Linked DNA regions of Homo sapiens: all the other regions are linked to region 1. A link is a contact called in ENCODE Hi-C or POLR2A ChIA-PET data. All regions are on one chromosome and are shown on one strand. Each heading gives the region's core, a stretch centred on a gene start or an enhancer-like site at or near the end of the contact. The rest is flanking DNA. Distances are from core to core; before and after follow the strand shown.

The links. Hi-C counts contacts between places; a loop is a spot of excess contacts on that map. ChIA-PET counts read pairs that join two places held with the same protein, here RNA polymerase II (POLR2A). Pooled maps may share reads with other maps.
Region 2: a loop to region 1 is called in a map of B cell, with 17 times the contacts of the local background. The contact joins the enhancer-like site here to the promoter of U2SURP in region 1. A Hi-C loop is called at or near these places in 3 of 168 maps with a recorded cell type or tissue (B cell and CD8-positive, alpha-beta T cell) and 11 of 50 pooled maps. POLR2A ChIA-PET finds 5 or more read pairs at or near these places in 1 of 52 experiments (Panc1).
Region 3: a loop to region 1 is called in a map of prostate gland, with 7 times the contacts of the local background. The contact joins the enhancer-like site here to the promoter of U2SURP in region 1. A Hi-C loop is called at or near these places in 1 of 168 maps with a recorded cell type or tissue (prostate gland). POLR2A ChIA-PET finds 5 or more read pairs at or near these places in 1 of 52 experiments (HepG2).
Region 4: a loop to region 1 is called in a map of B cell, with 22 times the contacts of the local background. The contact joins the promoter of RNF7 here to the promoter of U2SURP in region 1. A Hi-C loop is called at or near these places in 5 of 168 maps with a recorded cell type or tissue (B cell, CD4-positive, alpha-beta T cell, CD4-positive, alpha-beta memory T cell and 2 more), 6 of 37 single-sample maps with no recorded cell type and 17 of 50 pooled maps. POLR2A ChIA-PET finds 5 or more read pairs at or near these places in 3 of 52 experiments (CD8-positive, alpha-beta memory T cell, activated B cell and activated T-cell).
Region 5: a loop to region 1 is called in a map of CD4-positive, alpha-beta memory T cell, with 11 times the contacts of the local background. The contact joins the enhancer-like site here to the promoter of U2SURP in region 1. A Hi-C loop is called at or near these places in 1 of 168 maps with a recorded cell type or tissue (CD4-positive, alpha-beta memory T cell) and 9 of 50 pooled maps. POLR2A ChIA-PET finds 5 or more read pairs at or near these places in 1 of 52 experiments (CD4-positive, alpha-beta memory T cell).
Region 6: a loop to region 1 is called in a map of CD8-positive, alpha-beta T cell, with 16 times the contacts of the local background. The contact joins the promoter of ATP1B3 here to the promoter of U2SURP in region 1. A Hi-C loop is called at or near these places in 5 of 168 maps with a recorded cell type or tissue (CD4-positive, alpha-beta memory T cell, CD8-positive, alpha-beta T cell, ascending aorta and 1 more), 5 of 37 single-sample maps with no recorded cell type and 18 of 50 pooled maps. POLR2A ChIA-PET finds 5 or more read pairs at or near these places in 1 of 52 experiments (A673).

The regions. Positions count from the first base shown.
Region 1 is chr3:142,998,636-143,003,722 of GRCh38, forward strand. U2SURP (U2 snRNP associated SURP domain containing) reads left to right here and starts at 2,935. Exons shown (of 28, transcript NM_001080415.2): 1 at 2,935-3,038. The coding sequence starts at 2,994. PAQR9-AS1 (PAQR9 antisense RNA 1) reads left to right here. Exons shown (of 5, transcript NR_125393.1): 5 at 2,392-2,455. It overlaps LOC100289361 (a long non-coding RNA gene), which reads right to left and starts at 2,832. Exons shown (of 1, transcript NR_034032.1): 1 at 2,210-2,832. RefSeq lists enhancers at 373-1,373, 2,373-3,372, 2,647-3,296.
Region 2 is chr3:141,309,818-141,314,904 of GRCh38, forward strand. It overlaps LOC124909441 (a long non-coding RNA gene), which reads left to right. Exons shown (of 4, transcript XR_007096119.1): 3 at 1,820-1,939. Among named protein-coding and RNA genes, the nearest start is that of ZBTB38, 56 kb to the right of the region's middle. RefSeq lists an enhancer at 1,823-2,012. Within about 2 kb of position 1,979, at least 29 of the 41 ENCODE cell types and tissues checked have a DNase peak (open chromatin) inside an H3K27ac peak, as active enhancers do; they include B cell, CD8-positive, alpha-beta T cell and Panc1, where a contact is called at or near this core.
Region 3 is chr3:141,429,710-141,434,796 of GRCh38, forward strand. The region is part of intron 5 of ZBTB38 (zinc finger and BTB domain containing 38); the gene reads left to right. Among named protein-coding and RNA genes, the nearest start is that of RASA2, 55 kb to the right of the region's middle. Within about 2 kb of position 2,307, at least 9 of the 41 ENCODE cell types and tissues checked have a DNase peak (open chromatin) inside an H3K27ac peak, as active enhancers do; they include prostate gland, where a contact is called at or near this core.
Region 4 is chr3:141,735,370-141,740,456 of GRCh38, forward strand. It overlaps RNF7 (ring finger protein 7), which reads left to right and starts at 2,929. Exons shown (of 3, transcript NM_014245.5): 1 at 2,929-3,147. The coding sequence starts at 2,973. RefSeq lists enhancers at 2,472-2,521, 2,562-2,611, 2,722-3,401, 2,962-3,201, 3,402-4,080 and silencers at 2,702-2,961, 3,222-3,401.
Region 5 is chr3:141,794,894-141,799,980 of GRCh38, forward strand. All of the region lies in intron 4 of GRK7 (G protein-coupled receptor kinase 7), which reads left to right. Among named protein-coding and RNA genes, the nearest start is that of GRK7, 34 kb to the left of the region's middle. RefSeq lists enhancers at 1,937-1,996, 2,667-2,786. Within about 2 kb of position 2,743, at least 32 of the 41 ENCODE cell types and tissues checked have a DNase peak (open chromatin) inside an H3K27ac peak, as active enhancers do.
Region 6 is chr3:141,874,166-141,879,252 of GRCh38, forward strand. ATP1B3 (ATPase Na+/K+ transporting subunit beta 3) reads left to right here and starts at 2,478. Exons shown (of 7, transcript NM_001679.4): 1 at 2,478-2,745. The coding sequence starts at 2,637. RefSeq lists silencers at 1,373-1,432, 2,303-2,432, 2,703-3,272.

The sequences.
Region 1 (5,087 bases), core at 1,685-4,184:
ATAGGGCCAGAATTTCATGACGTAATAGGGCCAGAATTTCACGTATCAAGAATTCTTACTCATAATTGTGATGTTCAATTTTTTTTTTTTTTTCCTGAGATAGGGTCACTCTGTTGCCCAGACTGGAGTGCAATGGCAAGATTCCCAGTGCTCTGGTGGTCCTCCCACTTCAGCCTCCTATCTGGGACTACAGATGCATGCCACCACATCTGGCTGATTTTTAAATATTTTTTTGTAGAAATAAGGTTTTGCCATGTTGCCCAGGCTGGTCTCGAACTCATGGGTTCAAGCCATCTGCCTGCCTTGATCTGCCCGCCTTGGCCTCCCAAAGTGCTAGGAGTACAAGCCTGAGCCACTGTGCCTGGCAATGATTTTGAATTTTTAAAAGCGTACTTAACCCTTAATAAAGGCCCGTATTATTTCTAGTCACATCATATTTGTCTGACTTGCTTTGGGGCTTACAATATAAAAAAGAAGAGAGGAAAGAAGTCTGCATTCTTTTGTTTTTGACTCTTCAGGAGTATTTAGTAAAAATTATTTTTAAAATAAGTAGGACTTTGGGGATTTGACTGAAAAGCTACACATATTCACTTTCTAGTGACAAAATCAGCCTGTGGCATTGTCAGAACACCACAAGGCATACCCAGTCCCACTTCTCCTCTTCATCTCAGCTGATGATTTCACTTTCTAATCCTATAAACAGTTAAGATCTAGGCTGGGCGCGGTGGCTCACGCCTGTAATCCCAGCACTTTGGGAGGCCGAGGTGGGTGGATCACGAGGTCAGGAGATGGAGACCATCCTGATTAACATGGTGAAACCCCGTCTCTACTGAAAATACAAAAAATTACCCGAGCGTGGTGGCGGGCGCCTATAGTCCCAGCTACTCGGGAGGCTGTGGCAGGAGAATGGCATGAACCCAGGAGGCGGAGCTTGCAGTGAGCCGAGATCACGCCACTGCACTCCAGCCTAGGCGACAGAGCGAGACGTCTCAAAACAAACAAAACAAAACAAAACCCTGTTAAGATCTAGTGTGCTGAGCTCTTCAAAGTGGTAAAGTATAGGTTCCTTGGAAACAGAAGGGTCTCTGATTTAGGATTGGTGGGGAGGGAGGACTGTAAGCCTTCCTGGAGGAAGGGACATCTTCACCCAGAGTAGAATTGGATTAGACTTCAATGAGAGGGCAGGGCAAGGTTGAGGGAAGAGGCCCAGAACTGAAAAAGTATGACAGAATCCAGCAGTAGAAGTAAATTGAATTGGGTTGGAGGGTGCAAGTCATTCTAATTTCATGTGTAGCACTTGTCACTTTCAGATCATTTCTTGTTTACTGTCTGTTCTTCTACCCTCATACCCTCACAGAGAATAGGAGGCCTGGCCTGCTGATTCCTTAGTGGCTGGCATATATGTCTGTTAATCTTTCTTGAGAGCCAGCCTTGTGTCAGATCCTGTTCTAAGTGCTTCCCTCGCTCCCCACCCCCGCCATTCAACAAAATTCTACTTCTTCAGAGCTGGTTCAAATGCTTTCTTCTCTATGACCACCCCCCCCCCTGCCCCGCCCCGTCTCTTTTCCTCACTCCTACTCTCAGAATTAATTACTTCTTTCAGAGGTCCCTCAGCTATTGATCCTTCCTTGCAGCATCAATTTAATTATGCATAGTGTCAGTTTGCGGTTTCCTTGTCTCCTCCATTTCTCATTAAGTTTTAAATCATATGAAGACAGTGCATGTTTGTCTGTCTCTGTAAGCCCTACAACACTTTGGGCAGGCTTTTACACACAAAACGGGGCTCAAAAATATTTTGAATAAATGATTTAGGGAGAGGTCCACAAACGCCCTCCACTCCCACCCTAGTCCTCAGAGCAATACTTTAAAATAAAAATCTGACCATTTCAACCTTGTTAAAGGCCGATCTTCATTCTGAGAACAGAATTCTAACTCCTAAGCACGATGGTGACCTCAGGGCGCTGTGTGAACCTGCACCCGCACCCCTGTCCAACCACGTCCCTCCCCACACCTGGTCTAATAAAACGACTGCTTTAGGTGACCTGCACGATCGGCTGTACTGATTCATGCCACAGGCTTTTACCTCAATTACTCCCTCTGTCTGGAATGTCCTTTCTTTCCTTGCCTGGCCTGATTCGGGCATGGCCTTCTCAAGCAAGCTTTCCGTCTTTGAATCTAGGCCCTGATTAAGAACTTTTTAAAAAAGTACTAAGTTCAGAAAAGTTTAATATGGTGTTCCCCCATTTATGTGATTAAAAATGAAAACAATACTAAAGTGTAAAATGTAATCTTTAAAATGTCACACAACTTTACATGCATGCTAGATTTAGAATACCATCTGTATTTACGATTTTCTCTTATTGACTGTCTCCACGCGCACCCACTCTGCAGACGCCCTAAAGAGTGTCTATCGGATCACCCTCAAGTTGGGTCAAACGGCTCCTCTTCTCGGCTTTTCGGGAGCAACCCTATCTCAACATTCACCATCTTAAGATGAGCAGACTGCAAGTTTGCCTCTCCCACCAGTATGGGAGCTGCCGAAGCGGCAAGAACAGCGTTTCCGTCCATCGAGCGCCAGGTCACCAGTCAGCTCCAGTCCTATTTTGAGTTGAAGTAAAAGCTCCTCCCTAGATGGCCAGTGCACGTCTTTAAAAAGCGACTCCTTTCCCACAAAGGAAATACGACTGGTTCGCATCTATCAAGGGTTGGCGTTGGGATAAGAGGGTGAAGTATCAGCTGGCCCTGATTCTCTGAATTCCCGGACCCAATAACGCGACCAAGCACCGTGACTCCCAGGAAAACTAGCGGAGTGAGCGCGGCTGAGGAAATTACTGACACCGGAAGTCACGTGAGCGGCTGCCCCTAAGGTCGCTATCTCGACAGTCGACTATTCAGCCTTGCAGGCGCCTCTGGCGGGCTTCACTGAGATCCGCTCTTTCGGTGCTCGACTCGCCCGTGCTGCTGCCGCCGCCGAAGGAGGGGCAAAGCTCAAGATGGCGGACAAAACGCCAGGCGGATCTCAGAAGGCCAGTTCAAAGGTAATTTCTGACAAAATTTCGTAAGTCAGCGGATCTACCACTGTCGTTTGGGGCCCACAGACGCTTCTGGCCTGTGAGAGGCGATTGGGATTGGGGTCTGCATTCTAGTCGCGACGGTAGGCCCGGGCGCCGCCGCACCGTTGTGCGCAGGTTGAGAGGCCTGGTATCTCCCCATAGTCCCAGCCGGGATTCAGCTCGAGACTGGCGTGCCCAGTGGGTGGAGGCGTGAGTGCTTCGGCCCGCGCTTGGCATTGGAGTGAAATCAGGAATTCAGATTGAGGTCTGAAGCAGTGAAAACGCTCTCCTGTATCTCAGCTTCCTGCGCCCTGAGGCCGCCAGACAGCGCCTGGGAGAGAGGCGGGAATCGCTTCCCGGTGCTTAAATGTCTGCTGCTTTTTTCTCGGTTTTGGATCTCACTCACTTCCGGCCTCCCTCAGTTTCCCTCCAAGGAATGAATAACCTCTAGGGTCGCCAGCTGTGAGGGGAGGACCACTAGGGCAAAGACACGGAGTGGGAAATGCAGAGGCGGGAGCAGCTCTCCTTTGCAGTGCTGCATAGCCAAGGTTAATGTACAGTCTACACGTGGTCTTTACCTTAACGGGAAGTAAAAAGCACTTTTGAGGGTAGAGGACTCGTGGTCTCTTTCTTTATGTTGAAGAAACAGTGAAAAGAGAAGCTCCGTAGACTTGTAAGCTACATACGATTAGTAAATTGCATTTGTGTTTACAGGGAACCCTGGGCACGTATTGTGAAACCAGTGAGCTGTGGTAGTAGTTAAGCATTAGTACGGTTGGGTTCTTAGTTGCCATCTTGGGCGGGACATTTAATCGTTTTTTGGTTTGGGTTTCTGGTCTCGAATATATTAAAAGTAATTGGTACTGCCACGAGGTAGTTAAACTTTCCGATGCTGATGCAAGAAGCTGTGTAACACTTTCAGGTGCTAGGGACTGTTAAATCTTAAAGAGTGTGTGACTGTAAATCGGCTATTAGAAAGTTAAATTTACGGTAGGAGAGAAGCTTGCGTTTACAGTTCTGAGAAACATCATAACTCGTTTTCTACTTGCTTTCTCTAATCCGACTGTTTATGCCATTTGGTGAACGATGTACACCAAAATAATTAATTCATAATTAGTAATGGTCTTAACAGACATCGTTTAGTTACATAGAAACTTTGGTGAGGGGCCAGTTTCGGCTTCTTTACAAGGTATTGTGTCAGTTTTTTTTCCCCCTCCTCAGTACATTTTCTCGTCTCCCTCTCTTTGGGGGCGAGCTCTACCAACTCTTCTCAACAGACTCCTGACAAGAACATACCGTTAGGGAGCTATTACTAAAGCTAGCTACGTTCATAACAAGTCGTGCATAAGCCTCACAATTTTTGTTTCTTCTCAAAGTAATATTTTAAGTATTCCCTACTTGAGGTCTTGGATACATTGAAAACATTTCAATGTCTGTGTTCAGGCTTCCTTCTAAAATAGTGCTTCTCATGACTGAATGTATGGCTGTTCTCAATAAATAAATTATTGGATTATCCAGTAATCTTTTCTGTTTATATTGCCTTAGATTATAATCTCTTGATGCTATTAGCAGATTTCTTACTGATGTCTGTGAAAGGAATCAGAATATCTTAACTAATTTGGAGGCTGCATAATGTAGTGGGAAGATTATGAATTTTGTTAACAAGAGATTTGGGTTCAAATCCTGACTTGGTAATTAATTATATTTGCGATAATAAGGCAGATTGCTTAAACTCTGGAGCCTCAATTCCCTCATTTGTAATGTAGATATAATTCTTTTTTTACATGGTTGATATAAGGATCAAATGAGATAATGTCTATGAAGTACATAATAAATCTTAATTTCTTTCCCCTCTTTTTGTTTTTAGAGGAAATCAAAAGTTCTTAGCTTTCAAAATGTCAGGATAAATTTTAATCCTGTGATTTGGAATCTAAGTCATCAGCTGTCATAATGACTGCCCAGATAGCTGCTTTTTATTTATTTTATTTCTTTTTTTTTTTTTTTTTTTTTTTTGTGAAAGAGTTTCGCTCTGTC
Region 2 (5,087 bases), core at 729-3,228, 1.7 Mb before region 1:
GGCTCTGCCTCAGGAATGGGCTTAGTGGCCTTATAAAAGGAGTTGGAATTGAAGGGAGCTAACTTGGCCCTTTGGCCCTTCCACCATGTGAGGACACAGCTACAAGGCACCATCTTTTTTTTTTTTTTTGAGACAGTCTCGCTCTGTCGCCCAGGCTGGAGTGCAGTGGCTTGATCTCGGCTCACTATAAGCTCTGCCTCCCGGGTTCATGCCATTCTTCTGCCTCAGCCTCCCAAGTAGCTGGGACCACAGGCACCTGCCACCATGCCCGGCCAATTTTTTTTTTTATTTTTAGTAGAGACAGGGTTTCACCGTGCTAGCCAGGATGGTCTCGATCTCCTGACCTCGTGATCCGTCTGCCTTGGCCTCCCAAAGTGCTGGGATTACAGGCGTGAGCCACCGCGCCCAGCCCCAAGCATCATCTTTGAAGCAGAGAGTAAGCCTTCACCAGTCCAGTCCTTGATCTTGGACTTCCTTGCCTCCAAAACTGTAAACAATATATTTCTGTTACTTATAAATTACCTAGTCTAAGGTATTTTGTTAGAGCAGCCTGAATGAGCTAAGACAGAGGGCAATCAGGAAACTGATGTTCTGATCTTCTGGTGAGGTTCTTAACCAGGGCCCGACATATGGGTTTCAATTTTGCTTTCAAAACAGTGTGGATGTAAAGATGTGTGTTTATCCAGGAAGAGGGTTCACAACTTTCTTTGGATTCTCAACAGAATTCAGCACACACGAAATATTATGTTCAGAGCTACTGCTCTGGGAATAAGAACCTCAGCAAACACATTTCAGATAAGCAAAGCCCTTGTCTGAATTCAAGCCCATTTCTATCTCCCTCCCATCAAGCCAGAGTGGCAGAAGATGACTAGGAAGAGTCAGAGGACCTTAGAGGAGGTGGATGTAGCCAAGAGAAAGGATAAAGGCTGAGCTGTTTGAAGTTTCCAGAGAGGACTGAGGAAGTCAACCTGGGTCCTTCTTGTGTGGAGGTCACACTTCGCCCAAGATAGCAGAGGCCGTTTAAACTGAGATGGATATATTTACCCTTTGTTTGATGCCAGGAGTATGTGATCATGAATTGTTATGTGGCTGTGTGTACTACATACCGGTGTGTTCACAAGGGTAGGTATAACTGAGCTGTGTGCATAAGTGAACGAGTGGCCTTTGGGTTTAGTGTGAGCATCTGAATGGTTTGGTGAAGGGATGTGCACGTGCATCTTTAACCATTTACCCATCAAGCCTCTCATTAAGTTAAGACAGGTTACGGAAAAGAATTCCACTAGGTGAGAGTATCTGCAGACAGGCCTACAGCCCACACCAGAAAACTGGGAATCCTCAACTCGCCCCACTCCCTGATCCCTCATCATCCACTGAATCCATGCTGCCACTCCCACCATCAGCCCCCATCAACTCTCCCTGGGCTGCTGCTCAGCCTTCAATGGCCTCCCCCAAAACCCTTCTGAATGAACTGCAGCAATAGTGATGACGGTAAAATGACTTTTGGGTCACAGCGCGTCTCCCCTGAAGCGAACAACGGCTTTCCATTGTCGGAGGATACTGCCCATCTCCTCAGTCTGACTCGAGGGCTCTTTCAAGGTCGACTCTGGGGTAGTGAGGTCCCCGGCTTTGGGCGCGTCTCCCCTCAGTCGGCTCGTATCCCACACCCCTTCCCCCTTGGATGCCTCGTTCTCTGGGGCCCTTTGGCGCTGCCCCTGCGTCCCCATCATGGAAACTACCACCTGCTGCCTAACTGCCAGACGCAAAAGTGCCCAAGCCTGTCTCTCACGTTCCACCCCATAAACCTTCCCCACCCGACCAGAAGCCAGAGAGACCACAGGTCGAAGCAGGACCACGCAAGGACGCGCACGCCTCTTTCCCACGCCGCAGAGCGATAGAACCCGCAACAGGAAAACGGAAAGGCCGTGCGCCGGAAGAACAGGTAGGGACTACGACTCCCAGAAGCCTCTTGACAAGGACTACATTTCCCAGAAAGCTCCGCGCGGTTCCCACCCCGGAACTGCCTCTGCTTTCGAAAGCGGAAGGCGGGCCAACCGGGCAGGGAACAGGGTTTCTGAAGGGATAGACCGGTGGGCGGTGTCGCCGGGTGTCTACCTCCAGGGGTCGTTCGTGAGCCAGAGAAACCCGGACTTAGGAAGGAAGGGGCCTGGCCACAGCCCTTCCGCTGTTGGCTGTGCATTGCCCTTATTCCCAGCTCATTCTCTGTCGTTGAGTCGAGCAAGGAGGGTCAGACAGAACCAGGTCCACCACGTTTGTGTCTTTCCGCCAGGTGAGACTTTTACTGATGCTATTCCAGTCATAAAAGCCAGGAGCTACATGGAGTTCCCAAGGAGGCAATTCCCCTAACACTACCCGCTCACTCGCTCACTCCGTAGTCAGAGCCATAGGCACACAGGCTTCAGCCACTACACCAAGTCAGTATTGCAAAGCATACAAAATAGTCTACTTAGTCAACATGTTAAATGTTGTAGATTAAATATTCCACATCAAGCAGGGTAACATTTAACATCAAGAGCAAAGGAGATAGATAGGAAAAGGGGTTAACAAACTAGTCCCAGGAGAGACAAGGTGTCCTGGCCTCAATGTCTTGCAAGGAAGAGTCTTTGATGTGGGCAAAGCCTTAGGCAGCAGATGCCGGGTGTTTATCATGGGCGACAGCAAGATAGGGTCTGTTAAGACGGCCATTTAGAGCTAGAGAAGTCCTGCTCTTTTTATGGCCACGGGGGTCTTCTGGTGACGACTGATAGTGAAGGAGTGTGCCTGTTTATGCCCGTATTTGGTTGGATACACTCTTTTTTGGTTAGGCGAACATCGGGACTCTGTTGGCATGATGCCTTTTGAAACGTAAAGTGGAGTCTTTTGCTAAGATGGAGTTACTTATGTCAAGGGTGTTCTATACACTCCCTCTGCCTGCTCTGGCTTTGCCTGTGGCCAGTACTTGCTCTCTGCCCACCTCTTGGTGTCTCTAGGGGGTAGAGGCTGGTGGCTAGATGGTCTGTCCCTCGCCCTTATCTCCAGTCCTGCATTGCTTATCTGCCGCTTGGAGGCGGTGACCATCTTGACTCTAAGAGCCAAACCCACAGAGCCCTACATGTGAGTTCCACAGCTCTTCTACTTCTGGCTGTGGCTGTCGGAGGAGGGGCTTCAGGCGGTGGAGACAGGCGTGGACAGTAGCTGGGGGGTGGCGGGGAGATCTGTGGCTCCTGATCTGCCACCTCTGTTCCCAAGAAGATAATTTTCCTGTGGCCTGGGCTCATCCAGCTTATCTTCTCAAATGCCTGAGTTCTGTAGGTGGCCGGCCTTCTTCCTCACTTCCTCCACTCCCAGCCTTATCCCTCAGACCCTAGCAATGGGCCCCATGGCATATTTTCACCTTTCCCCTTTAGAGCCACTTAGAGGACCTGTCGAGAAATAGACGTAACTGGATGAACTAAAACAAGGATGAGGCAGAAACAACTTTCCATAAGACATGTCCACCAGTGTGCCATGTCAGTTTACCGTAACCATGGCTACACCCGGGAGTTCCCGCCTCTTTCCATGGCAATGACCCGATGACGCAGAAGTTACTCCCCTTTTCCTAGAAAATTCTGCATAAACCAACACTTAATCTGCATGCAATTAAAAATAGGTATAAATATGACCATAGAACTGCCCTGAGCAGCTACTCTCTGCCTATGGGGTAGTCCTGCTCTGCAGGATCAGTCATGGAGCTGTAACACTGCCACTTCAATCAAGCTGTTTTCGGCTACCCTGCCACCAGCTAGCCCTTGAATTCTTTACTGGGCAAAGCCAAGGAAAAAGCCACATTTTGTGGCTCTCCTGTCCTGCATCACAACCGCTCCTAGGGAGCTACAACCACTGGTAACTGAGTGTCTTCTGACAGACAGTTTCATGAAGTACAGGCTTCCCAGAGGTGCCTGTCCCTTCTCCCATGTTGCTCCATGTTACCACATTTCCTACCTGGGTAGACCTTTGGAGATCCCTGAGATCCTTTTAGGGAATCTGCAAGGTCAAAACTGTTTTCACAATAATACTAAGTTTTATTTGCATTTTTCACTGTAGTGACATTTACGTTTAAAATCATAGGTAAAACTGCTGGAACCTTGGTGTGATTCAAGGCAGTGGCACCAAACTATATTGGCAGTTACTGTATTTTTCACCAGTATACTTGTAGGGGAAGGGGATGGGAAAGCCAGTTCCACTTAATGTCCTTAATGAAGCTGTAAAGAGTATTCATTTTACTCCATTTTGAGCCTTGATTACATGACGTTTAAATATTTTGTGTGACAAATGGGAAGTGCGCATAAAGCAAGTCTGCTGCACACCAAGGTATTATGTCCTGAGGAAAAGCAGTTCTGTGCTTGAGTTCGTAGCTGAACTAGACCTTTTTTTCTGGAAAACACCTCTTTTATTTTCATTGTATTTTTGCAAACTTTTATTTATTTATTTATTTTACTTTAAGTTCCAGGATACATGTACAGAATGTGCAGGTTTGTTACATAGGTATACATGTGCCATGGTGGTTTGCTGCACCTATCAACCTGTCATCTAGGTTTTAAGCCCCGCATACATTAGGTATTTGTCCTAATGCTCTCCCTCCCCTTGTCCCCACCGCCGACAGGCTCCAGTGTGTGTTGTTCCCTTCCTTGTGTCCATGTGTTTTCATCGTTCAACTCCCACTTATGAATGAGAACATGCAGTGTTTGGTTTTCTGTTCCTGTGTTAGTTTGCTGAGAATGATGGCTTCCAGCTTCATCCATGTCCCTGCAAAGGACATGATCTCATTCTTTTTGATGGCTGCATAGTATTCCATGGTGTATATGTGCCACATTTTCTTTATTCAGTCTATCATTGATGGCCATTTGGGTTGGTTCCAAGTATTTGCTGTTGTGAATAGTGCTGCAATAAGCATACGTGGAAAACACCTCTTTTGATAACTGATAGTATGATTGGGACCTGAGTATTTAATAGACATTTTCTAAAAAAAACAAAGTAAGCTAATCACTTCAAAGGAAACAACTGACATTATTTGATGCCAATGAGAAAATTTGAGTTTTCAAGAAAAAGGT
Region 3 (5,087 bases), core at 1,057-3,556, 1.6 Mb before region 1:
AGGGGCAGCAGATAGAGAGATGGGGTGGCCCCTCCGAGGCGACATTTGAGCTGGGCCTGAAGCACGAGTCTGAGCCAGCCATGGGCAGTGCCGGAACCGTGTGCATCAAAGGCCACAGGGCCAGAAGAGACTGGGCAGGTAGAGTCCGCCCAGGGAGCCTGTGTGCCTGAGCAAAGGCAGCGCAAGGAGTGCAGTGGGAGGGAACGAGTGAGTCTGGAGAGTGGACAGCACAGGGCCTTGCTGGGCACTGGGAAGGGTCTGATTTTATCCTAAGATCAGGGGAAGTCCGCTGAAGGGCTTTGAGCAGGGCTTGACTTGATCTCATTTGTGGGTTTGTTTTTTCGTTTTTTGTTTTGTTTTGTTTTGTTTTTTTGAGACAGAGTTTCGCTCTTGTCACCCAGGCTGGAGTGCAATGGTGTGATCTTGGCTCACTGCAACCTCTGCCTCCTGGGTTCAAGTGATTCTCCTGCCTCAGCCTCCCGAGTAGCTGGGATTACAGGCATGCACTACCACACCCGGCTAATTTTTTTTGTACTTAGTAGAGATGGGGTTTTGCCATGTTGGTCAGGGTGGCCTTGAACTCCTGACCTCAGGTGATCCACCTGCCTCAGCCTCCCAGAGTGCTGGGATTACAGGCATGAGCCACCACGCCCGGCCTCATTTGTAGTTTTTAAAGATCACCCTACATACTGGATGAAGGATAAGCCGCATGAGCAGTTCCTCCATAGCCACCAATTAGGCAGATGCAGTCAGTTCTCAAGCTAATTCCAGCTGACATTTCTTGAACCCCCTGCCAGGTGCCATGGACCACACTTGGTGCTTTTCAGGCGCATCATCTCATTCACTCTTCACTGCCCAGTTTCTGATTTATCCAGGAAGTACCAATGTAAGCTGTGATTCACTGTCTTGCAGGAGAACCCAGAAACCCAGGGTGCAGAGGGGCAGGGAGTGGGGAGCGGCAGTGCAGTGGGGGAGGCGGATTTAGATTTAACACCAGAGCAGCAGCTGGTGCCTCGTCCATTTTAGGACAACTCATTCTTGTGATTAGCTGGAGGTTCACTCTTCTTCAGAAGCCAGAATGTAAACGGCTCTTCCCTGTGCCGTCCCCCAGAGGTAGCAATCAACTGAGAGGTACAGAGCCACCTTCCATTCAATCAGCCAGCCCTTTGGGTTCACAAGGAAATGACGGTTGGCTTTTGAAACCAATTCTTGATAAGCTCACCCCTAAAATGAAAATTTTCAGGGAACAGGAACCCTGTCCTGGGGAACTCTGGGACACATCATTCCCCACAGCATTCAGATTAAAAATACCTTCTATTAATACATTTTGGGGCCAGGCACGGTGGCTCACACCTGTAATCCCAACACTTTGGGAGGCCGAGGCAGGAGGATCATCTGAGGTCAGGAGCTTGAGACCAGCCTGACCAACATGGTGAAACCCCGTCTCTACTAAAAATACAAAAATTAGCCGGGCATGGTGGCAGGTGCCTGTAATCCCAGCTACTCCGGAGGCTGAGGCAGGAGAATCGCTTGAACCCAGGATGTGGAGATTGCAGTGAGTCGAGATTGTGCCATTGCACTCCAGCCTGGGGGACAAGAGCGAGACTTCGTCTCAAAAAAAAAAAAAAAAAAATATATATATATATTTGGGGGGGACTCTGAGTGTCAGTGGAATTTGGGTAAAACAAGAAATAGAGACACGGCACTCAAAAGGCTTCAGAGAGATTCTCTAAGCCTGTTTGCCAGATTTCTTAAGCAAGCAGGTGCCCAGGCAAGCTTGATCCTGAGATGAACCCAAGGCACACGAGCTACCCTGAAACACTGCTGCATTTCAAAAAGAAAAAAGAAACCCAGGACCTTTTCCCCCTTTCATCTTTCCAAACAAGCAACCTAAAATATTTAACTGGGCCCATTGCATCATTCATGAATCTGACAGTACTCGTTCTCACAATCCTATGTGCACGCAACTGCAAGTCCAGGGCCCTAATGTTTACCTTTTCCAGATAATAGGTGAGGTTGTCCAAGCTGGCCTCCCTCTCTGCTGAGTGCACTCCAGCAGCTTCCCGATGTTGGCCTTTAGAACAGCCTGAATTTCAGTTAAAAAATAAGCTTCCCCTGTCACACGATGCCTTCTTGAATCTGATAGCTTAAGTGCAGTAAAATCTGATAAATGTAGCTTTTCTGTGCCCGTTTCAGGCCACATTTAGAAGGCAACATCAACAGGATTTTCCTTTTCCTAGACACAGCTCAACTCCATAAAGGACTTCTGTTTTGTAATCTGTTTTCGAGATCTGATGCGTGTGTTTCTAACACCCCGTCACGTGAGGAGGTCTGACGTAGTCACCCAACATGACTTTGAGAAAATATACTGTAAAGATGTGTGTGGGATGGTACAGCCAGCTCACTGAAGCAAAATATCCTTTGTCGGAAAACTTTCCGCAGGGAATAACAGACCTGCGCAGTAGATTTCACTTTGATATGGCCCCTGTGCTGGCCCAGTATGGACTGCAGGTTTGACTTTTGCAGGATTCCAGGTCAGTATCCTAATACAGTGCGTTCTTTTTTTAGTTAGGTTTTATTTCTACGTTTCTTTTTATAGAAGACAACTTGCCATAGATGGAGGAGAAAGTTGCTCTGTCGATTCTGTTGTTATTATGTACGTTAGGAGCTGCGTGGCCAAGGGCTGGCAAGAGGGCTCTTGGCCTTTTCCTCTGATTAGAAGATTAAAAAAAATGGGGTTCAGTCTGGCCCTGGAGAGTGGCTTTGAATAAGTGACTTGTAGTTCTCACTAAGAATGTGGACTGAAAAGGTTTACTTAACTCTCCTCTCTGTAATGTCTTAGAGCTTTACTAATAAAAATATACCAGATTTTACTAACAAGCCCTATAAAGATCTGCATAATAGGTGCATTAGTTAACAATTTAAAGAGATTTTTCAAGATTCGTTTTGCATTGTAAGAATTAGAGTTTATATGGAAACTATCATTTTAAGTTTTCTTCTGTGCATTTCAGTAAGATCGCCTTAACTAATTGAAGGGAGAGAAGATTTAATTAAGCTGGAAATACTGGGAAGTAGTTAAAGTCAGATTATTGCCAAGAATTGTTTCCCTTATTTTCAAATTCATTCCCAGAATGAGTGAACCAATACTTAAAAGCAATATCCAGGATAGATTACTGTGATCAAGCTAACCTTTGAGACTTGGAAGGCAAGGATGCAAGCAATGATAGATTGATTGTATAAACAAATTGTAGGTAGCAACCTCAAAGAACAATTTTCACCTGTGTATAGTGTGGACCGGACTGTTGGTCCGCCTGGTTTTTCAGCCATGTTCAAACTCAAGAAATAGTCATTGCCTCAAACTTGGAAAATTAAGGACAGGTATGGAGAGTATGCATATCTGCATGACTGTGGGTGTGTCTATGTTTCTGTATTCCTTGGCCTCCATCTGTCTCCTGAGGATTTCTGCTTTGTGTTTCATCACATTTTTATTCACTGTCTCTTTAGTCCTTTTAGGCTTATATATATTTATTTTATTGAGTAAAATAATTTTTAAATAATTTCTTAGAAAAATTATTTAATTAAGATTTTTAATTAAAATTGTTTTGACTTTTGTTTTGTTTTTTTTTGTTTTTTTTGGTTAGCACAGCAGTTCTCAAACTTTTTGGTCCCTAGACTCCCTTACACTCTTACAGTCATTGGGTATGCAAAGAGCTTTTGTTTATCTGAGTTCTTTCTGTCAATATTTACCATATTCAACATTTTAAATGAGAATGTAAAGAACTATTAGATTGATGCAAAAGTAATTGCAGTTTTTGCCACTACTTTTAATTGCACCTACCTAATATTTATTAACTGATGGAAAATGACTGTGATAAATCCAACTGAATAATAAAATAACATTTTATTAAAAGTAACTATTTTTTAAAACAAAAAAATAATGAGAGGACTAGTACTGTTTTACATGTTTGCAAATATTTTAAAGTCTGGCTTGATAGAAAGACAGCTAGATTTTCATCTCTGCTCCTGCCTTCAGCCGTGGTATGCTGTTTTAGTTGAAGTATATAAAGCAAATCCAGCTTCTCACAAATAGGTAGTTGGAAAGGGAAGGAATTTTTTAATAGCCTTTTCAGCTAATTATGGATATTCTTTGATACTATACCAAAACTTGACAAGTGATAATCTCCTAAAAGTGTGTTTTTATTAGTAAATCTTTAAGAGATTGCAGAGAGAACTGTGAAGCAATCCTACATTCTTAGAACTCGAAGGCACTTTCTCAAGGCCGCTCTCTAGGGCCAGTTCCCCTCTGCTCACTCTCAACATCACCAACAACGGATTGTCATGCCTACAGGTGCAGGGAGTACAAAGATGAATCAGATTGTCCCTGTACTCAAGGAGCTCATAGGGAAGATATAAATGTGAACAAATGCATGATACCGTACATTGTAATGATGGGAAACCAAAAACTAGAAATTCCAGAGGAACAAGGCTATGCAGATAAGACATCAACTGAGACAAGAACAAATGAGGATTGCCAGGTAGGGGAACTAGGGACTGGGAGAGAAGGATAATCTTAAGAGGAAAAACAGTTTCTCTCCTAAGGCTTTATTCAGGCAGAATGTAGAAGTCTTCCAAAGTTATAAGAAAAGGGACCTATGACGAGGGAGAGTGTGTGCTGTGTGTGCACTGGGGGGGCGGGGGGAGTATGGTTGTAGGGAGTGGGGAGGCTAGGATGGAGAAGGGGACTTCTGCTTTTTACCTTAATGCATATCTGTGCTGTTTCAGTCTTTGACCATGAGCATAGATTCATTTTCTTTTTCTAAACCTAGGAAATTCTAAAAAGCAAGTGAAGAAAGTTCATTTCAGTCATCAAAAGTATCTAAAGTGCCTCTATTTACATTATATGTATGTGTTTTTATTATATAAGGCTGAAGCATAGCAGGAGACAAAAACAGAAAATTCCAAATATGCTAATTTACTAGAATTTCCCAGTGGCATTTATATAAAGTCTAATTATAAAATATGTTTATCAGATATTTATATAATTCTTAAAAGTACTTTACATATTCGTACAATATACTTTATGTAAA
Region 4 (5,087 bases), core at 1,679-4,178, 1.3 Mb before region 1:
TCTATTCTCCCAAAGGCCTGTTTATCTTTTCTGAAAGTTTTTTCCCAGAAGTGCCCTTTCTCCTTCTCCCTTTCCTTTATTTAGACAGTATATAAGCCCCAAATTCTAATTGCTCCTTGAGTCATAATTTTCTGTGAACTCTGACTGCTTCAGTGAATAAAAATCTATCTTTTCTCCTGCTAAGCTGTGTTTTGTTGGTTTAATTTGCAATCCCCCGAATACTGAACCTAAGAGGGTAGAGTGAAAGTTTTACCTCCCTGGCAACAGGAAAACTTATTTTGTTAAAGATGAATGGCATAGAAGGGGGAAATGATGGTTGGAGTGAGGACCAAAGAAATAACAAAAATGTCCACTTGTACTGAGACAAGTTTTTCCTAAATATTTATTAGTTAGTCCTCAAATATTTTGCTTAAGAGAAGTCCTCAAAATGAAAGAAACTACGTCTTCAATGTACTGAGCAGAAGGAAAGGAGACTGTGCAGCTGAGGAAGCCAGGCCTGAAAAATAAGTGTGGGTTGTGTCACCACACACCAAGGACTGGTGAGAGGAACAATGCACAGTGGTGGAGTGGGAACTGAGCAGGCCATGAGAAGGACAGATATTTGTTTTGCTGCATTCAAGGCCACCTATAGTTCCTGCCCTTTGGGTGCTCATGATGGCAGACAAGCCCTCATGAAGGTGAACCAAAGGAAGGTAATCACAGGGGACCCGTTGGCCCCACCACGCCTGAACAGCTGCTGCAGCCTGAACTTTCTGCCTCACTCCTGCTTTCCTTTCTCCCCATGCATGCTTGCTTGTTGCACTGAACTCTGGCGCATCACTCATTCCTGTTCTTTTTGTCAGGAGAAAAAGTTCTCCTGACATGCAGTGTGTCAAAACTGTACTCATCTCCTCCACCTGCCTTCCCACTTCCCGCCCCTATGCTCCCTCCTGGCTTCTATTTTAAATTTCATTGCAGCAGACACCTCTCTCCAGATTTCATGCCTCAGCAAGGGCACATACCATTCCTCCAGCGAAACCATTCTTTTCCTTTTCACCATTTCATCCTTTTGACTTTCAAACTTCTCACCAACTGGGTGCGTTTTATCCTCCTCTGGTGCCAGCCTTCCTTCTTTGTTAGATACCTAGCATTTACAGCCATCTCTAGGCAGATGTGTGGTCGTTCAGTAAGAAGAGAACACATGTTTTGTGTGCTCACTCCAATGGGTGTCTGGCTTATAAAGTAGGTGTGGTCCAATTCCTGTCTGCTGCCACCATTGTGCCCTGCTCTGGCCAACAGCTCAGAGAGGTTTGCTCTCTCCACTGGCCCTGAAGACCTCCCATGTTCCCCCAGTTCAAACTTCACCTCTCTCATGAGGCTTTCCCTCACTGCATCCTCTACCTCTCTCATGAGGCTTTCCCTCACTGCATCCTCTACTCTCTCATGAGGCTTTCCCTCACTGCATCCTCTACCTCTCTCATGAGGCTTTCCCTCACTGCATCCTGTACCCTCACAGCCCTTAACACACCACTCAACAAATACGCATTTGCATCTAACCAAATGTGACCCTGTGTCCATATTTATGTTTCTGTATATTAATGCATTCTTGTTTCCCCTGCCAGGCTCCATTAGTCTGGTTAGCTTTTGCCCAGGTATCAGGAAATGAGGGGATGGGGAGAGGCTCAGAATCCAAACTTGACAGAGTAGCTGTCCACCACTAGGTGATGGTGGGGTCAGGCATCTCCTTAGGCTGGCTGTGCTTCTGTTTTCTTTTCAATGGAGATACCGGCTTTCTTGGAAACACATGTGATGGTGGGCTAGCCGTAGAAGCACTACTATAATAACGATGTGATCTTTGTCATTTCACTTCTTCAGACCTCATTAGTCCTACATATAAAAAGAGGAAGTTAAACTAGCTCAAATGTACTGAGCAGAAGGAATGGAGACTGTGCAGCTGAGGGAGCGGGGCCTGAAAAATAAGTGTGGGTTGTGTCGCCACACACCGGGACTCCTGGGATCCCGACCTCTTTTAGCGGTCAAAAGAGGGCAAACTAGTTGCCTAACAATATTTAGAGCTATTTCTCTCTTTTCACTCTCATTCTACGAGTGTACACCGGAGTTTCTAGCAACTACATGGTATGTGAAGTCATCCCTCTAATGATAACCTGTAATGAGGTTACTACTGTGATTTTTAATGAATACATTTTAAAATGTTTTAATTTCTTCAAAAGCAAACATTAATCTCTACATATGTGTGTATACATATACAGGAAATGTATGTATATATGAATATACATATATTCATTGTATATGTGTATATATATTCATACATAATATGTGTGTGTGTATATATATATATATTTACACATTTCCTACATAAATAAAAGTTCTTTAAGGTCCTAATAATTTTTAAGTGAAAAGGAGTCCTGGGACCAAAAAGTTTTGAGAATCACTGAACCAGATTTCTAGATCTTTAAGATCATTTATTCACTCAACAAATAATTGTGCCTCCTGTGGCCAGGCATTTTGCAGATACGGAGGATAATGTGGTGATAGCAACATGTTTCCTGCTCTGATAGAGTTTTACATTTGGGAGGGAAGAGACAAACGAATAAATTAACAAGATAATTTCTGAGAGCAGTAGGTTTAATGAAGCCGTAAAGCAGGACACATATCCCTGCACAATCTGTGCGCCTGCTCAGACGTAACACCCCGCAGCGCAGCAGGCAGATTCAGCGGCGTCGCCCCATAAGGGCCCGAGCCCTCTCAGTTGGCCTAGGACGGCGAGGGCGGGGCCTGCCCGCCCCCCTGGCGCTGGCGTCAGGTGACGTCACTGTGCCGCGCCAGCCAATCGTGGGCAGCCGGGGTCTAGGCACCACGGTGGCTGGCGGCCTGCGGGCGGCGCTGTGGCCCGTCGGGCGGCTCCACAGAGCCGCCCTAGCCTTCCGCCTTCCCCAAGCCAACGTCTCCGCCGTCGGCTCCGCGGCGCCGCCATGGCCGACGTGGAAGACGGAGAGGAAACCTGCGCCCTGGCCTCTCACTCCGGGAGCTCAGGCTCCAAGTCGGGAGGCGACAAGATGTTCTCCCTCAAGAAGTGGAACGCGGTGGCCATGTGGAGCTGGGACGTGGAGTGCGATACGTGCGCCATCTGCAGGGTCCAGGTGATGGGTAAGCGCTGCACGCGAGTCCAGGGCCGCCCTGCGGCCTCCGGGAGCCGACCTCGGGGTTGGGAAGGGACGGGCGTCCGTCAGAAGCCTCGGAAAGTGCCCTGCCTGGGAGAGTGGGTGGAGGTCGCCCTGCCCCGGCGCCGGAGGAACGCGGAGCCACGCTCCTGCTGCGGCTCCTGAGGGCTGCGGCCGCCGCCTGGGGCTGCGGGGTTGTGCAACAGGCGCCCTGCGCCGGGTGGTTGGTGTTCTAGGGAGAGAGACGGGCAATAAACGGAGTTAAACAAGGTAATTTCAGGTAGTGATGGGTGTGACCAAGAAAGTAAAACCGGGTGATTGTTGGGAACTAGCAGGAAACACTTCGGTTTGTGTGTCCAGCCCCAGCCCCACCTCTAAAAGCTCAACACAAGGTGGTCAGGGTAAAGGCCGTGATTCAGCAGTGAACTTTAATAGTCTTGGTCACCACCAAAGTGATGCTCCAGAGTCATCTTCCACAAAACGACACCCTTAGTTCTCCTCGAGGGACGCAGGAAAGTGTTCATAGCCATTGCATTTCCGGATTAGCTTACCGCCGCTCTTCGAATGGCTTTTAAATCTGGATTGATTTAAGACGGGTCAGATAGCACTAGCGTGGCTTGAAGGGAACAGTGTGGTTCAAGAATATCTAAGTTTCATGGAAGCTGAAGAATTGTAAGCCCTTTTTTCAGAAACGTAAAACTTCACCTCCATCACACCCCCCTCTCCATATTGGATGCCATTTCCTGGAGAAGATACTGTGCTGCTCTGAGTCATGCCTTTGTGGAGAACCCTCTTACAAATATGTCTTCTTTCTGTGATATTTTGAGTTAAAATATTAGACCAAGTGAAACTTTTCAGAACAGCTTAATCTTGTTATATTTTATATGGTTCTAAGAACTCAGACCACTTTGAAAAGCAGGTGCTATTTAAATGCAAGTTGTATTTTCAGATAGGGCATTTAAAATTACTATGAGACCCTCTTCAGTGGAATTCTTTATTGAGGGTAGTTAAAGAAAACGGACATTTCTATCGTTTGAAAACTGTGACTTGTCTTGAAAAATGAGAGAATTGGAGAACATACAGAGAATTGCTCACCTTAAGGGGGGTGAGACTGTAAACATACCAGAATCAAGAGATTTCGCAGTTTATGCTCTTTTGTCTTTTATTCCTAAGGGCTTGTTTCAAAGAGGATTTACAACAATTGGATTCAGATATTTTTATCTTTCTCTTTTGAAAGACCTTGATATTAGACATGACCCACTTATTTTACATGGATCACTTGAGCCCAGGAGTTTGAGACCAGCCTAGGCAACATCGCAGGACCCTGTCTGTACAATTAAAAATTAAAATAAAAAGCTGACCAGGCATGGTGGCCTCCAGCTACTCTGGAGGCTGAGGTGGGAGGATCCCTTGAGCCCAGGAGGTCGAGGCTACAGTGAGCCTTGTTCCTGCCACTGCCACTGCCACTATACTCCAGCTTGGGTGACAGAATGAGACCCTGTCTCAGCAACAAACAAACAAAACATATGAGGCTTTAAAAGTATCTAGTTTATTTGCCAGCAATACAGCTGCCCCTACCCCCACTTAGGAATCATAATTTCTAGTTTGGGAAGCATTTTTAACTGATCCAGGAGACTCTTTTTTTTTTTTTTTAAGACAAGTTTCGCTAAACATTTTATCTCCTAAATAAATTTCCTTTAGTTTAAAGGAAACTAAGCTTTCACTTAGTTCCTTTCCAGTTTAAAAATAATGTTCCCAAAGGGTATTTTCAAAAGATTTGTCTCCCAAAAAGCTATTTCCTCCCCAAAGGAAAAACATTTAAAGAGTAAGTGGAAATGTATAACCTGAAATAATGATTGAAACTTTGCAACAAATAAACTTTACTGAGAGATTTTAATGTAGGTCAAAGTATAGACTATAAATGAC
Region 5 (5,087 bases), core at 1,493-3,992, 1.2 Mb before region 1:
ACTAAACAGGGAACCAGGCAAACAAAGACCCTGAATACTAAACAGGGAACCAGGCAAACAAATGCCTGCCTTCATGAAGTTCCAGGAGAGGAAAGGGATGGACAAGGACATGGGCAGTGATAATACGGTGTGATCAGGGTTGTCTGAGCTGGGTACATAGGAAGGGCACCCAGCCCAACATGAGGACCTGGAGTCACAGGGTCAGGAAGGGCTTCCAAGGGGAAGGGACAACCAAGCTAAGACTTAAAAGACATGAAGCCAGACAGGTAAAGAGGAAGGAGCATGCGCTAGGTAAAGGGATCAGCAGAGCTCAATAGTCCTCAATGGCGGGTGATTGTGCCAAACTTCCTGGGGATACTTGGCAATGTCTGGAGACAGTTTTGGTTGTCATGACTGGGGAACTGCTACCAGCATCTAGTGGGTAGAGGCAGGGATACTGCCAAACATCTTACAATGAATAGCACAGCCCCCAACACAAAGCATATTCAGCCCACAACATCCACAGTGCCACACTTGAAAACCCTGGCATAAAGGCCTCGCAGCACAAGGCCTGAGGCTCAGTCGCAGAACAGAGTGGCTTTGCAGCTGGCTGCAGTGTGGAGTCATGAGGTGGGAGGGGTGACTAACGATACAACTAGAGAGTTTAGCAGACACCAGGCCCTAGGGGCTGGAGGAGTTGCACAAGGGGAGTTTGAACCTATTGGCAAGGGTGCTGGGGAACCGATGAAAGGTTTTTAGCAGGGAAGTGACAAAATCAATCTTGGGGCCAGGTGTGGTGGCTAATGCCTGTAATCTCAGCATTTTGGGAGGCCAAGGCACAAGGATTACTTGAGCCTAGCAGATGGAGACCAGCCTGGGCAACAAAGCGAGACTCTGCTCTATGTTAAAAAAAAAAAATAGCCTTGGAATTACATCAAAGAGAAGGAGTTAGAATGAGCACAGAAAGGCTGGGAGGGAAGCAGAGGACTCAGGGAACTGTGGGCTTGCACATTGTCTAATGGAGTCACGGGAATAAGGAGAGGCTGGGCCAGGGGGTCTGCAGGATGCGGCAGGAGGGGGCTGTCATGTGACATGATACAGTTCAGGGACCTAATGGTTGCCGTGTCATCTAATCTAATATAGACACATGTTAGAAGCTCAGAGCATTCATTTAGATCATGCGCAGCTGATGAAATATAGTCCTGCAGGTCAAGGAGAAAGGAGCTTGAGCATTTGAATCCTGGTTCTGCCACTTACTCTGGCTGCTGTGTACAGATGTGCAGGCTGACTCCCTGCATGGGAGAGTGGGGGCTGACGTCACATGGGAGGCTGGTTTGCTCCACGCACCAAGACATTTGGAGTGCCTTCTAATTGGCACAAATGTACTCATGGGTTGGCCACAGCCCTGCACATGATCTTACACAAGTCAGACTGCTTCTCTGAGCCTGCTTAATACTGCCTGCCTTTAGCGTTGATGAGAAGATTAAGAAACAAAGTAGATAAATGCCTAGCCGAGGGTCAGCCACTTGGTAGGCACTCAAGAAATGATTGTACAAGAAGCTCCAGACCTTCAGTCACAATCCCCGCTGTTGCAATTGTTTCTGCCTCACCTGACAGGCACTGTAGTTGCTCAGGTGACCTCTGCAGCTGTGCTTTGTTCTCTGCGAGGCACAGGGAGCCAGCGGGACCCCAAGGCTGCAGCAGTGGGCAGTGGGTGAGCAGCTTGCATCTGGGTTGAGCCAAGCAGACACTCACAGTTGTCTTGCTTCCTCACAGCTGTGTGGGGTTTCATTTGTGGTTTTCTTCTGAGCATCTTAGAGGCACCGTGGAAAGTATGCCTCAGCCTGCTGCCAGAGAGATTCATAGCACATGAAACCACTGAAGAACACGCTCAAGTGAAAGAACGGGAACTATTGATCTCTGACCATGTGCCAGGCCCTGCCTTTCAGTCTGATGGAGTCTTGTGTAGCTGTCCTGCCTGAGACAACCAGAACCCAGGCATGGTAACAACAGCCGCTAATACATACTGTGGTAGCAGGCCTGCTGTGCGCCAGGTTTTGGGTCGACACCCAATCTGTTTTATCGTTTTAATCTTCGTCACAGTCCCATAAGGCAAGAACTGTTGAGGCTCAGAGGGGTTGAGTAAGCGGCTGTGGGTGACCGGCTTATAACTGGTAGAGCTGGGATCTGAACTACAGCAAACCAACGCCAGTGTGGGAGCCATTTCACCCCAGACTCTATGCCTGCAAAAAGTGTTATTGTGACGACCCCTCTTTTGGGCTCCCTGTGTGGGCTCTGTGAAATGGGTGTCCTTCCAGGGGTGTCAGGGAGAGCAGGAAGCCGCCTCTGATGGGATGCGCCCTCCCCGCCCAGGAAGTGGCGGCAGAAAGCGAGCCCTGAGAAGCCAGGGGCAGGAGCGGCCTCCGCGCGACACTGCGGCGCTCCTGATTCTGCGGCCTGGGGCCGAGCATGCGGGGCGGGCGGAGCCTCGAGCTAAGTCCCCTGGGGTCCCAGGGCCGCATTCCTCCGAGGTCTGCAAAGGCCACTGCTTAAAGGCGCAGAGGAGCAGCTGGGAACGAGAACAAAGCGGCCAGGCCCCCCTCGGAGGAAGGAAGGAGAGAGCCCCAGGAAACAGCTGATAGCGCTAAGCTCAGCTTGTTTTTTTCCTCTGCTCAACAGTTCTCCTGCCACGGCAAACAAAACATGTACATTCTGATTCCCTCTTCTGTTTGGATTGTGCTGTCGACTGGATCTGGTTTGTGATGAGCTGGGGGAAGAGGCATCCGCGGGCGATTTCTGGCTCGGCGTGCCAGTGTGCTTTTGCTGGGCCGCGCCGGGATCGCGGAGCTTCCTCTCCGGCTCCTTTCTCCCCGTCTGCGTCGCTAATCCAGCCTGGCCCGGCCACCCCAAGGGAAGACACGGCCGTTTCTTTTGATAGTGGAATTGGAGGTTGCCAAGTTTTCAGATTTAATGGGAGGTGGAGGGTTGCTCGTGTCCTTGACCTTGAAGGACCTGCGCACACTCATACTTTTTCATGGACTTGTAAAACTGTTAAGAGGTGAACTGTGCCCTCTCAGCTCCACCAGAAGCCCCTCCATGTTCTCTGCACTGCGAAGGTCACAGTCTGGTTCCTGGTTGTCCAGAGCCACACTGGGACTCTGTCCAGGGCCAGCCTGGGCCCTGCCAGTTCGGTTCAGAGTGACAGCTACAGGGTCAATGGAAGAGGCCAGCACCCAACAGCAAGAACAATGTAGGGGGTATCTGGACGGGCTTGGGATCTTAATCACACCTTAAGGTGTCTACCTTCCCCAATGTCTGGACACCTGTTGGTGACAGGTGGCCCTGATGGGACTAAGCTTGAGATTACTGTACTAGAAGGACTTCCCGCTGCCCCTGAGGGGATGGGGGAGGGGCACTGGCACTGCCAGGCGTGCTAAACCCCGTGAGGTCTGTTGTTCGATGTCGCCCAATGCTGGGTATACTTGGTTTTTGCCTGACCAGGTGTTGACTGTGTGGGTCTGGAAAGGGCACCATAAAACCCAAAGTAAAATAAGGTAAAACCCAGAAAAGGATAAAACACATACACACACACACACCCACACACCCCTCCACTAAGAGGTGCTGATACTCGGGCAATCCCTACAGCCCTGGGCATGGCGGTTCTGGTCACATGCACTGAAGGAGACGGTTCTGATGCTGCTGAGACAGAGGCGCAGGGCCCTGTGTAACTGCAGGAGTTAAACCCAGCTGTAAGAGGTCAGCGTGGTTGGACCTGCTCCACGCTGCTTGGCGCGTTCTCTCCTCCCACCCTACTCTGAGGAGGCAGTTCACATGCAGAAGACAAATGGCATAAAGGGCAGGCAATTAATTTTTTCAGCTGGAGGCTGCAATGGAATGTGGGTGCTTAAAGTCTGGCGTGCGCCTCTAATTCCATTCTCCTCAGTGAAATACCTCCGCTCTTCAAGGAGGTGGTGCCCTTCAAAGCTCCATGGCTGACATTTTCTGTCTTTAGGACCAAGAGGTGAATTTAGTCCTGAAAATTATTTGGAATGAATCTAAGGCCTTCCTGCACGCTGTCTCATGCTCTTTCCACTACACCAGGGGGTCTACAGTGCTGTAAAGATGGCAGGCCAATTCTTTACTTATTTCCTTGGGGAGGTGGTTGCAGAGCATGGCCCAGGGTCTGGTCCCATCTCCCAGAACCCTCTGCTGTGTGGAGCAGCCGAGCCAGCCTGAAACAGGCAAAAAATGGAGAATTCACTGGGATAAGGGGAAGGGAAACATCTTTAGCAAGAATGCTAAAGATCAAGGACTTAGTACTGGGCAAATGGGGAGAGGGAAGAAGGGGACTCTACAAGGGAGAAAAGAAATCCTGAAGGGAACTTGGAGGGGTAAGAAAAAGTCACTTCACCTACTTCTATAGAGGCGGAATAATGTAGTAGTGAAAAGCGCAGGCCAGGGCAGGCATGGTGGGTCACGCCTGTAATCCCAGCCCTTTGGGAGGCTGTGGCGGATGGATCACAGGAGGTCGGGAGTTCGAGACCAGCCTAGCTAACATGGTGAAACCCTGTCTCTACTAAAAATACAAAATTAGCCGGGCGTGGTGGTGAGCGCCTGTAATCCCAGCTACTCAGGAGGCTGAGGCAGGAGAATCACTTGAACCTGGGAGGTGGAGGTTGCAGTGAGCCAAGATCATGCCACTGCACTCCAGTCTGGGTGATAGAGTGAGGCTCGGTCTAAAAAAAAAAAACAAGGTGCAGCCTGTGTGTGATTCTTAGGTTGGTGATCTTAGGCAAGATTTAACCTCTCTATGGTTCAGTTTCCTAATCTGCAAAATGGACGCTATCTCATAGGGTTACTATGGAGATCAAATGAGGAATTCACATAAAGCACTACAGAAAATATTTAGCATGGAATAAGCACTCAATAATGTTTTCCATTATTATTTCCAATTTTTCTCTCAGCATGTGTTTCACAATCCTTTGTTCATGGCAAGGTATGTTGTCCACTTTCACCCTACACCTTCTACCGAGCAACTTAGGTTTATCCAGTATCCTCATTAGTAACTTTAATCCTTAATGTCACTCACCTTTGAAATGTGCTCATTG
Region 6 (5,087 bases), core at 1,228-3,727, 1.1 Mb before region 1:
GGCTGAGGCGGGCGGATCACCTGAGGTCAGGAGTTCGAGACCAGCCTGGCCAACATGGTGAAACCCCATCTCTACTGAAAAATAAAAAAATTAGCTGGGCGTGGTGGCGTGCGTCTGTAATCCCAGCTACTTGGAAGGGTGAAGCAGGAGAATTGCTTGAACCCGGGAGGCAGAGGTTGCAGTGAGCCAAGATCCGAGCCACTGTACTCCAACCTGGGCGACAAGAGCAAGACTCCATCTCAAAAAAAAAAAAAAAAAAAAAAAAAAAAAAAAATATATATATATATATATATATATATACACACACACATACACAAACTACAAATCCTTGACAGCAGCCAATATCTTTGAAACACTATTTCATAATATTCTTGTTTACCACGTTTTCTTTGTGTGCCAGGTGATTAGTTATCAAAGCACGCTTATTATTAGCGCACACACACATACATGCACACACACAATGTAAATGAAGCGGACAGGTTTTGTTTCATTCTAAATATCTTTCTTTCTTACCTAAATGAAAAAGCCTGTTATCAACTCTACCAGTATTTTAGGTTTCCTCTAACCTGTAGTTATATTTGTAATGAGTTGAAAATAGTTAACTACTTCCATTCTTTTTTTTTTTTTTTTTTTTTTTTTTTTTTTTTTTTGAGACGGAGTCTTGCTCTGTCGCCCAGGCTGGAGTACAGTGGCGGGATCTCGGCTCACTGCAAGCTCCGCTTCCTGGGTTCACCCCATTCTCCTGCCTCAGCCTCCCGAGCAGCCGGGACTACAGGCGCCCGCTACCACGCCCGGCTAATTTTTTTGTATTTTTAGTAGAGACGGGGTTTCACCGCGTTAGCCAGGATGGTCTCGATCCTGACCTCCTGATCCGCCTGCCTCGGCCTCCCAAAGTGCTGGGATTATAGGCGTGAGCCACCGCGCCCGGCAGGTAACATTCTTTAGTTCTTTCAATCTTGCCTATGATTTAAAGAAGTGCATTCCAGTCTGCTTGCATGGTGCTTTGCTATTTCTAATACTCATTTCATGCCAAACTCTCCAACATGCTTCTACAAATCTTTTGGTGTCATTAGCTCAAAACGTAAATGGATTTTGGTTATTTTCAATGTCATAATTATAAATTTAGCTTTTTTAAGCGTGAAAAAAGCACTTTATAGGAATATATTTTACCACTTTTCCATTTGTGGGAGGTATAATTCATTATTTCTTGCTTTGGTAAGAAAAGTGAGGAAAAAGGAAAATTCATCCATTTGCAGGCTGTTTAAACTTCCAGACAGATTATAATTCATCACTCCAAACAATAAGATGGCTATTACATTTCTCCATAATTTTTATTTGCTAATAAAACGGAGGCAGAGCTTTTTTCTAAAAATAAATAAATAAACAACAACAACAACAACCTCCCCCACCCCGCACCTTCTGTGCAAATTCCTATAAAGTCTTTTATCCTGTCGCTGAGTCTGAGGGCACCCCCCCTCCCGTACTCGTCAGCTCCATCTCGCGGAGGAAAACGCTACCGGCACCCTCAGCTCCGCCCAAGGGCCGCGATCTCTACAGGGGAGATGAAAAGCCGGCGACACTACACAGGCGTGGACCCTCCAACGAGTGTTCCTTTCCTGTGGGTTAAGAGTAGGAGCGTCTGGGCAAAAGCTGGGAGCTTTCAGTTGCCAGGACCCTTGGGAAAGCACGTATTTAGATTTCATTGATAAATTCAACTGAATCCCGAGAAAAATTATACTCCATTCACTGGCATATTTAGAACGGAATTCCCATTGACCCGAGGCTCCCGGTTGAACCCTTCAAGGGAGCCAAGCGAGGACGTTCTCAGAACAGCAGTGCACCGTGTACATTGTGGGAGCCCCGCGCGATCCCCCGCAGAGCGTCCTGTAGGAACGTCACAGAGCCCAGAGAGCGTCCTGTAGGAACGTCACAGAGCCCAGAGAGCGTCCTGTAGGAACGTCACAGAGCCCAGAGAGCGTCCTGTAGGAACGTCACAGAGCCCAGAGAACGCCTGGGGACGGTCGGGGAGGCAGTTCGGGGAGGGGACGATTAAGTTCCCTCAGAGAGGAAGCCGCGGGCCGACTGGAGTCGTTTTCGTGCTCTCCGCACCCGCCCGCCGCGGGTAGCATCTTCTCAGCGCCCCGGCGCCCAGGAACGCCCAGGAAACCCAGTCCTCCTCCTAAGCAACCTGCGGCGCGGGGACGCCCGCCTTTTGCTATTATTATAAACGTGCGTGCGACTAAACCTTCGGATTTTTAGACTTTCTTCTCGCTTCCTCTGACCCAGGCTGAGGGAGCCCCCGAGGCTACTGCGGGGCGGGGCCGGGGCGGGGTGGGGCGCCCTCGCCGCCTCAGGCAGCGCCCCGGCCGCTGGCGGGAGGCGGCAGCGGCGCGGGCCGAGCGGCGCGGGGATTGGCTGCGGCGGGCGGAGACGTCAGGCTCCCGCGGCCCAAGCGGCCGCCCGGCGCGGCGCGGCGCAGTCGGCTCGAGTACTCCCCGTAACGAGGAGGTGTTCTCGGCCGTCCCACCCTTCACTGCCGTCTCCGGGCTGCGCCGCCGGAGCCGGGACGCGCCTCCGCAGCCCTCGCCGCCTCCATCCCCGCGGCCGCAGCTCCTCTCGCCGTCCGCGCGCACACCATGACGAAGAACGAGAAGAAGTCCCTCAACCAGAGCCTGGCCGAGTGGAAGCTCTTCATCTACAACCCGACCACCGGAGAATTCCTGGGGCGCACCGCCAAGAGCTGGGGTGAGCGGGCAGCAGCTGGGCGTCCGGGGCCGGCCTCGGTCCCGGGGGCGCCGGGCGCGGTCTGGTGGGAACGGAAAGGCGGGAGGCGGCTCCCAGCGCCGGGGCTCCCGACCGCCCGACCCTAACCCGGGCGGCGGCGGCGCAGTGCGGCCCCATTCATTGCTCCCCGGGCCGGCCGGACTGGCCGCAGCTCGCTCCCGAAGCAGCGGGGCCCGCGGGCAGCCCGGCCGGGCCGCGCTGGTTCCTCCCTCCCTGCTGGGAGCGGGGCGCACGTGCTGCCCGGGCCTCCCGCCCGGCGCGGCGCCGGAAGCCGGGGACCCCTGCCCGAAGCCGGGCCCCGAGAGTGCAGGAGCCGAGCCCCCGGGCCTCCTTTGTACGGAGCGCTCCGGCCCGAGAGGCCCTGGCGGAGGCGCCCGGCCCGCTGAGCGGTTCGGAGAAGCCAGACCCTGCCCCACTCCAGGGGAGAGGAAATTTCCACTCCCGCCGCTATCTTGTGACTCGTCCACGCTGCCACCCCGACCGGTCGGAAGAGTGCGACTGAGTGTTAAGTGTGGGTGTGGGTTGCTTAAACGTGTAGCGGTGAGTTAATCACAGAAGTACATTGTACAAGAAAATGCACTTGAATTTGGACAGTGAAAAGGCCCTTAAAAAGGTTGGTTCCTCCCGGATTCCTTTTTAATTACAGAGGTTTTCTTCCTTACAAATTTGCTTCTTTGGGGAAAGTAAATCCTGTCTGAACAACACAGGTTTTTTTTTTTTTTCCCGTGTCTTCAAAACAGGAGAGTGATGGTTGTATGTTAGCAGATTTTTTCTATGCGTGAGCTCTTTGTTTTAATATATTTAAACCATCTACCGTGTAGAGTAGCTTTAGGATGCCTTTTTTTCCTAAAATTGTATCAATCTCTGAATGCAGGCTAGAGCTTTTTTTTTTTTTTGCCTTTATACTTAAGTAAACTAATTTTACCTTTTTAAATCCTTTTGAAACATTTTGTTAGTGGGTCTTGAAAGACCATTTCTTTCTGAGTGGGAATAAATCTCGAGAGCTTAGAACTATTTGGGCACAACATTTTTAGGATAAGCATGGAGAAATAAGCTGTGACTCAGAAAATAAACTGTTGGTGCAGACTGAAATGGACTCCTTCAGGGTGAAAAGGCGACTTGAAGTCTTATCACAAGCTGAAAGGGGCCTTGGAGGATTTTTAGCCCAACCCCCACTTTAGAGATGAGAAAAATGAGACCCAGAGAGGTTGTGATTTTTGCCTTGTGTAAAATTACATATGCCACAAAGCCAAGAAAAGAACCCAGTTCTCCTTTAATCCTAGTCCAGCGGTTGTATTATTTTACAGATGCCTTGCCTAACTGCATGGTAATCACTCATGATTTTTATTTAAATTGCTGTTTTCTTTTGGGAACCCACTAGTGTGATGAAGAAATAAATCTTGCATCCAGACTTACATGGGAACAAAAGATGAACATTTATAAAGCTTAATTGCTTGTTTCTAGAGTGTACTAACTTTTTGCTGAAGAAATTTTTGAGTGGTGGAGAGAGATTAATTTTGATAGGCTACCTTCCTCCCTTTCTCCCTTCCCCAGTGCTTCCTCATTTCCAGAACGGAGTAACTCCACTTTGTGTTAGAATGACATTTCTTACTGCAGATAGTGCTCTTCAACCTTTGTATTGTATGACCTAGGGTAGAGATTTTATTTTATTGAGTCAATGCATTTAAATAGATAACATGCACAAATAAATAGAGAGCAATGTGTAAGGACTGTAAAACTAGTACAAGTGAAGTTGGGATTCATTTTGGAAGGATTAAGTCAATCTCTTCAAAATCGATAAGTATTACTCTTATCAGTAAATTTTTTGTTTATTGTAATAATAGTAAGTCAGTGAAGAATGGCATATATAGGTGAAAATTAACCATAATCCTGTCCCAATGTAAGGGTATCCCTCTAAGGATATGTGAGGGAGTCGTGAGAGGAGGCCGAAATCCATATTCAGCTTGCCAGGCTGTGTATCCTAGACCATGGTTGGGTCTGCCTAGAGAAGGGGCACCTTGTTCTAATTCTTGCAAAGGCAGGATCAGTTTGGAGAGCTCTGTGCCTCTGGGGATATGTCTGCCAGGAAGGATTCTTTTTTTAATTCTCTTGAAGGGACTGTATGGGCTTGCTGCCAGATGTCATCATACCTCAGAGATACTATTAACATTCTGGTATATATGTTACTGAATTGTGTATAACATTTTTTTTAAAACAAAAGGATCATAAAGTGTTGTTTTATATTCTGAGTATATTGTGGGCATCTTTCCATGTTACTAAAGATTTTTAGACAGGTTTCCCTA